Regions from separate parts of the Homo sapiens genome. Here region 1 is linked to region 2. The links are chromatin loops, found by intact Hi-C in ENCODE. Cell type or tissue: CD4-positive, alpha-beta T cell. All regions are shown on one strand.

The links. A loop is a pair of places that touch in the nucleus more often than their neighbours do. Peaks named below come from ENCODE experiments on the same cell type or tissue, not always from the same donor. Only the 100,000 strongest peaks of a DNase experiment are listed, where the experiment ranks them.
Region 1: a loop joins it to region 2, with 5 times the contacts of the local background. A loop is called at or near these places in 11 of 110 quality-filtered maps.

The regions. Positions count from the first base shown.
Region 1 is chr2:46,363,996-46,366,495 of GRCh38, reverse strand. All of the region lies in intron 6 of EPAS1 (endothelial PAS domain protein 1), which reads right to left. Among named protein-coding and RNA genes, the nearest start is that of LINC01820, 29 kb to the left of the region's middle. In CD4-positive, alpha-beta T cell, CTCF peaks have their summits at 1,248 and 1,447 (motif pointing right); a DNase peak (open chromatin) is centred at 1,425.
Region 2 is chr2:45,642,367-45,644,866 of GRCh38, reverse strand. No RefSeq gene overlaps it. Among named protein-coding and RNA genes, the nearest start is that of PRKCE, 8.1 kb to the left of the region's middle. RefSeq lists a silencer at 921-1,130. In CD4-positive, alpha-beta T cell, CTCF peaks have their summits at 832 and 1,032 (motif pointing left); a DNase peak (open chromatin) is centred at 1,026; H3K4me3 peaks cover 514 bases; H3K27me3 peaks cover 1,367 bases.

The DNA.
Region 1 (2,500 bases), 720 kb before region 2:
TCAGCCACAAGGAGGCAGAGGAAGGATGAAAGGAAATAGAAAATACAGCTTTAAAGGGGGTTGTTAAATTCTGAAGTTGGTGTTACCCCAAGTAAATACGTGGGTCAGCTCTCTGAGCACTGGACTTCAGAGTGAGATGTGCCTTCAAAATGTAAAATGAATGATTCATTGCTCTTTACTCTCAAAACTGTTTAGAAGCTCTATTCAAAATACACCACCTACAGCAGAGTGCTCGCAAAAAAATTATTCTCTTGGCTACAGCGTGAGTGCTGCCACCTCAAGTGGCAGAAAGAAATCCACCCACAGGCCTGAGAAGGCTCGCTCTTCTTCCCCGCATGTAATCGCCAGCACCCGTCCACGTGCGGTGCAGCGCCACGGTGCCTGACTTCAGATGCCACCGCCTGGAGTCACGCAAGATCTGGCTGCAGTTTTTACCCCTGTTCCCTACACGAGTAAAGGATTTGCTAGGTAAATTAATCATGTAAGCAAGATGGTGAGAGAGTATTTAAACTGTTTAAGAGGATGAAAGTTTTAAGTACTTTGTAACCACCTATTTGTTTTCCAAAGAATGTATCTGCTAATAAATACTTCAAGTCGGCTTGCTTTCCTTCCACACTCTGCCCATCGCCTCTCCTCAGCACCCCGTGATTTATCTCATTTTGGTTTCTATATGTGCTTATAAGCTTTGACACTGCGTTTCCTTACTAATATGTACGCTGTTCACTAACTCAGATTTCAGTGCCTTCGGTTGGTTTTAATATATTTTCATCTAGATTTTGTTTGCTTTAAACAGTACTTAAGCCTTGTGTTTTCCTCAAATACTACATGGTTATATGAAATCTATACAACCAGCTCTGTAATTAACGGGAAATCCATTTCTATCCTGTCTGTGGAGTGTTACAGGGTACCTGTAGGGGTAAGAGTATACATAGGAAGGTTGTGTGTGTGTTTTACCACTTATGGCTCTTTATAGTTCTCCTTACTGACATTATCTTTAGGATCCTCAACGTTTCCCTCACTTTCACCATTTTTACTTATTCTCAACTTCTTTGTAGAAAAACAATTCACCATAAATTTATCCACAGAACTTGGAATGTAGGCATCTTTATTCAACTGTAACTCCTGATATTAATATGTCCTATGTTCCCTAAATGCAATGACAAAACAGGGTTGCCCTAAAGTTCTTTACCTGTAAAAATTGTATGACCCTCTTTGTTGATTTGAAATTTTTACTGTAATTTTGAAACCTCTTCCCCTGGTGATACTGCTCCTATCCACATAATTTGGTTTTATAATTTATTTCTAAGATACAGGAAGACTCCTACAACTGACAAAATCGCAGTGGGATTATATGATAATTAGAAAGGCCTGGCCTCTATCTCCCTGACGGCTTGGCTTCCTTCACAGTTACCTCTTTCACCACTAGATGGCACCTCCACATGAATTTAAGAACCACCCTATTTTAAAGTTAAACTACTTGGGAACAACTTTTGTCTTCCTTTTGGGTAAATGGAATGTTGTATTTTGTACCATTCACTGTGGTTTCATTAAATGGCTTATGTCTCAAACTCTCAACTCCTGAAGATCAGGAATCATCTCTTTTACTTTGATGTAATGGTCTCTGGCACACAGTTACATAGCAGATGCACAGTAAATGACAGTTCGTAACTGGTTGCTCAGTATTTCGGGAAACAGAGTATATTGCCTATGTTTGAGTCGTAAATGAAGAAGAGATCATTAATTCCATTAATAATCAGGATATTTTTCTTTTACCCTGCTACTCAACTTGCTCCCCTTGTCTAGAGCAGTTGACCATAGGTACATAAATGTGACCGACATGAATTGTTATGAAATTTACTTTTAAAAGTATTTACTATTTTAAAAACAATTAATGCAGGACTTAATATGGTACTCTGATCCCTCATTAACAGGAGGACAAATGCATTTTGAACCATCTGTATTCCTTTATTCTATTTCAGATGTTTCAGAATAGGTTGTTTCAGATTCAACTGATTTGACCTGAGAGTTCAATGTAAAATTAGAGTTGTCTTTTCTCTCCCTTCTTTCCTGTCGGTTTTCATCTTTTTCTCCATGACCCTTTTTCTTTTTTTGCTTGATTGTGTCTGTGGTCTCAGTATATATAAGACAAGTACCAAACTGCTTCAAAATTGATTTTGTGGATTCTAACTGCCATACATTTTCTTCAGATTCTAACTTTTCTTGTAGGAAAACAATCCCCTTTGTGGGAATCACAGCACCTTGTGTGTCTCAGATGTCATTAAACCTAGTGAATTTCCTGATTAAAATGGAGAACCCCTCACCCCATTAGGTATCTTGGACAGGCATTGGTTTTTGCAGGATTTGTCTCTAAAGGGGAATTGAGGCGGAGAGTGTATATATGTGTGCATGTGCATATGCTTCTCCCCATCCCACCACAAAGAGTGAAAACAAAACAAGCTACCAAAACCAAAAATATCTCAGGCCTCATCAAAGCAATTAA
Region 2 (2,500 bases):
TTTAATTTATTGGCTCCAAATTAAACTAGCCTTAGCACAGTGCAATATAATAATTCTTTCAATAATAATCTATACTATAATAACATAATTCTCAAGGGAACTATGATGTTGATAGAGTTCTTCCTTAAGTTGTTTGGTAATAAGAGTCTTTAAAACAAAAAGACTGAAAGACTTTGTTGTTCTTCAACTTCTATATTTTTGTGTCTCCTCTCCCAATACCAATAGAATTATTGAGGTATTTTTGGCGGATGGTTTGATGCTACCTGTAACCAAGTTTAACAGCTGTCTCCCAGGCTCCCCTGTGGATATTTTACCAATTAGCAGAATGACTGATCTGATTGTTCAGACTAGGTTATATATCTCTAGCACATTCTGGATATTTGGTGAATCCATTTTTATTTCTAATTTACCTTTCAGGATCAACAAGCTGGGGCTAAAGGGCAAGGAATATTGCCTTTTGTCACTGATAAGCATTTGCGTGTAACAGAATGTGTAACCAGAACTGCTTAAATCCACGGGTTCTGTTGCAACACATGTGTTGGAAAGCTGCGAATCTGTCCCACTTTAAGGCCCAAGTCCTCCATGCACCGGGCCTCATCCCCTAGCTGAAGCTGTAACTCCTCCCTCAACTCTCCTACCGCTTCTTCCTCACGTCTCGTTGGAGTTCCTGCCTCTCCCTAATATACTGTAGTATAGTTCTTTGGTACCTGTCTTTGATCCTGCCACTTCCCTAGAGGTCTTTAAATTTGGAGACCCAGGATGACTCATGTTGGTGCTGCTCGGTATCTTGGACATGGTAAATGCAACTTTGTGCTCTATACACATTTGAAATGAGAAGAGTGTGAAATAGTCTTCTTGTGGGTCTCTTCCCTTCTTGCCCAAATGAGTGCCTTGAGGATGGGTGGGTCTCTTCTCTCTTCTGCAACCCACCCGGCAAGCCTGCAGTGACAAAGTCGCTGCGCGCTCTGATGCCGGGCCGCACCGGGGGGCTCCAGGCCGCCCGCGCCCCACTCCGCGAGCCGACAGCGCCCTCTGGTGGACGCTGGCGCGCTCGCCCCAGTGGCTCCCGAGGCTCTCACCGCCTCCGCTGTCTCCGCTCCCTGTGGTGCCCCGCTCAGCCCCGGACCAGCCTGGGGGAAGCGACCCTTCTACGTCCTGGCCGGTCTAGTTTCTCTGTCGTCGGCTACCGGGTCCCTCAGGTCACCCCACCCCGGCCGGAGCCGGATGGAGAGGCGAAGAGAGCCTTGGGTCTAAAAAGGGGTCCGGCGAGTCCGCCTGCCATCCCGGCTTAGCGGGGGACGAAGGGTCGCAGGGTGGGGGCCAGGAGGCAGCCCCTCTCTTCTCCGCCCCAAGAGACTTCCCAAGGCCAAGGTTGGAGGGGGCGGCCGTTAGGCCTGGAGCCAGGAGAACAGAGACCCACAAGAACAGCAGAACAGAAAGCAACTGGGAGGGAGGGGAGTTAGAGGGGAGCCACAGTCCCAGGAGAATTCCTAAGGCCCCGGAGCAGAAAAGGCGGCAGACCCGGGCAAGAAGGGGACAGGCGTGGAGGGGGCTGGTCATGAGGCCGTTTGACCCAGGGTCACAGTGCAGCCACGGTGGAAAGGTGGCTCATTGTCCAGTCTAATTCAAGCTGTGTGACTTAAGTTACCTGCGCTCTGGAAGCTTCATTGGCTCTTAAGTGGAGATTAGAAGAGGCTAGGACTGCTCTGTGGATGAACGGACTATGAAAGTGTCCTGCACATAGTACATGGCCACTAGGACAACAGCGAGCTAGGGGGATAAGCCAAGAGGAAGACCACACGGCATGGGACCACTGCCGTTATCCACATGCCCCAGGCAGGCGGAGGTCAAATGCAGTCACTCGGTGTATGCCAAAACTGTGCCCCCCAACTTTTTTTTAAAGCAACTTGGCTTTTCAAAGTGAAGAATTCTGTTCTTATCGCTGCATTAGAGCCACAGGCCATCTATTTGACAGTTAAATCCAAGTTGGGTTCAGGAAAAATACAGATAAAGGATTTGTGGTCTAGGTTTGTAAGAAGCTAGAATTTGAAGGTAAAGGTATTCGAAGGGCCTTCAGACAGACCACAGAGACCACCCCTGCATTTTCCCAAACCCGAGGCTGCAGGTCAGCTCCTGAAGCTGAGGTGAGGGTTGTGGGAAGTGGCCGTACAATCCCACTGCAGGCATCGCCTCCAGGATGGGAGGTGCTGGGCATGGGAGCAGGTCAGGACCTGCTTGGAGGCTGCTTCTCGTCATCCCAGCACATAGCTGGGCTTACTTTTCTGAAAAACACAGAAGCCATCAGCTGGGTTTGCCCCCAAACCTGGCAACAGCTTAGGAAGGAAGAAAGAATGTCATTCCTCCATCCCACCAGGTATCATGGAAGCAGGTGGCTGGGCTCAGGCCTCCACCTGTCTCCTGGCCGCACCACCCAGCCCTGCTTCCCAGGGACTCTGCTCTGTGGATCACCCCTCACTTCTCTTCTCCACCCTCGTTCCCT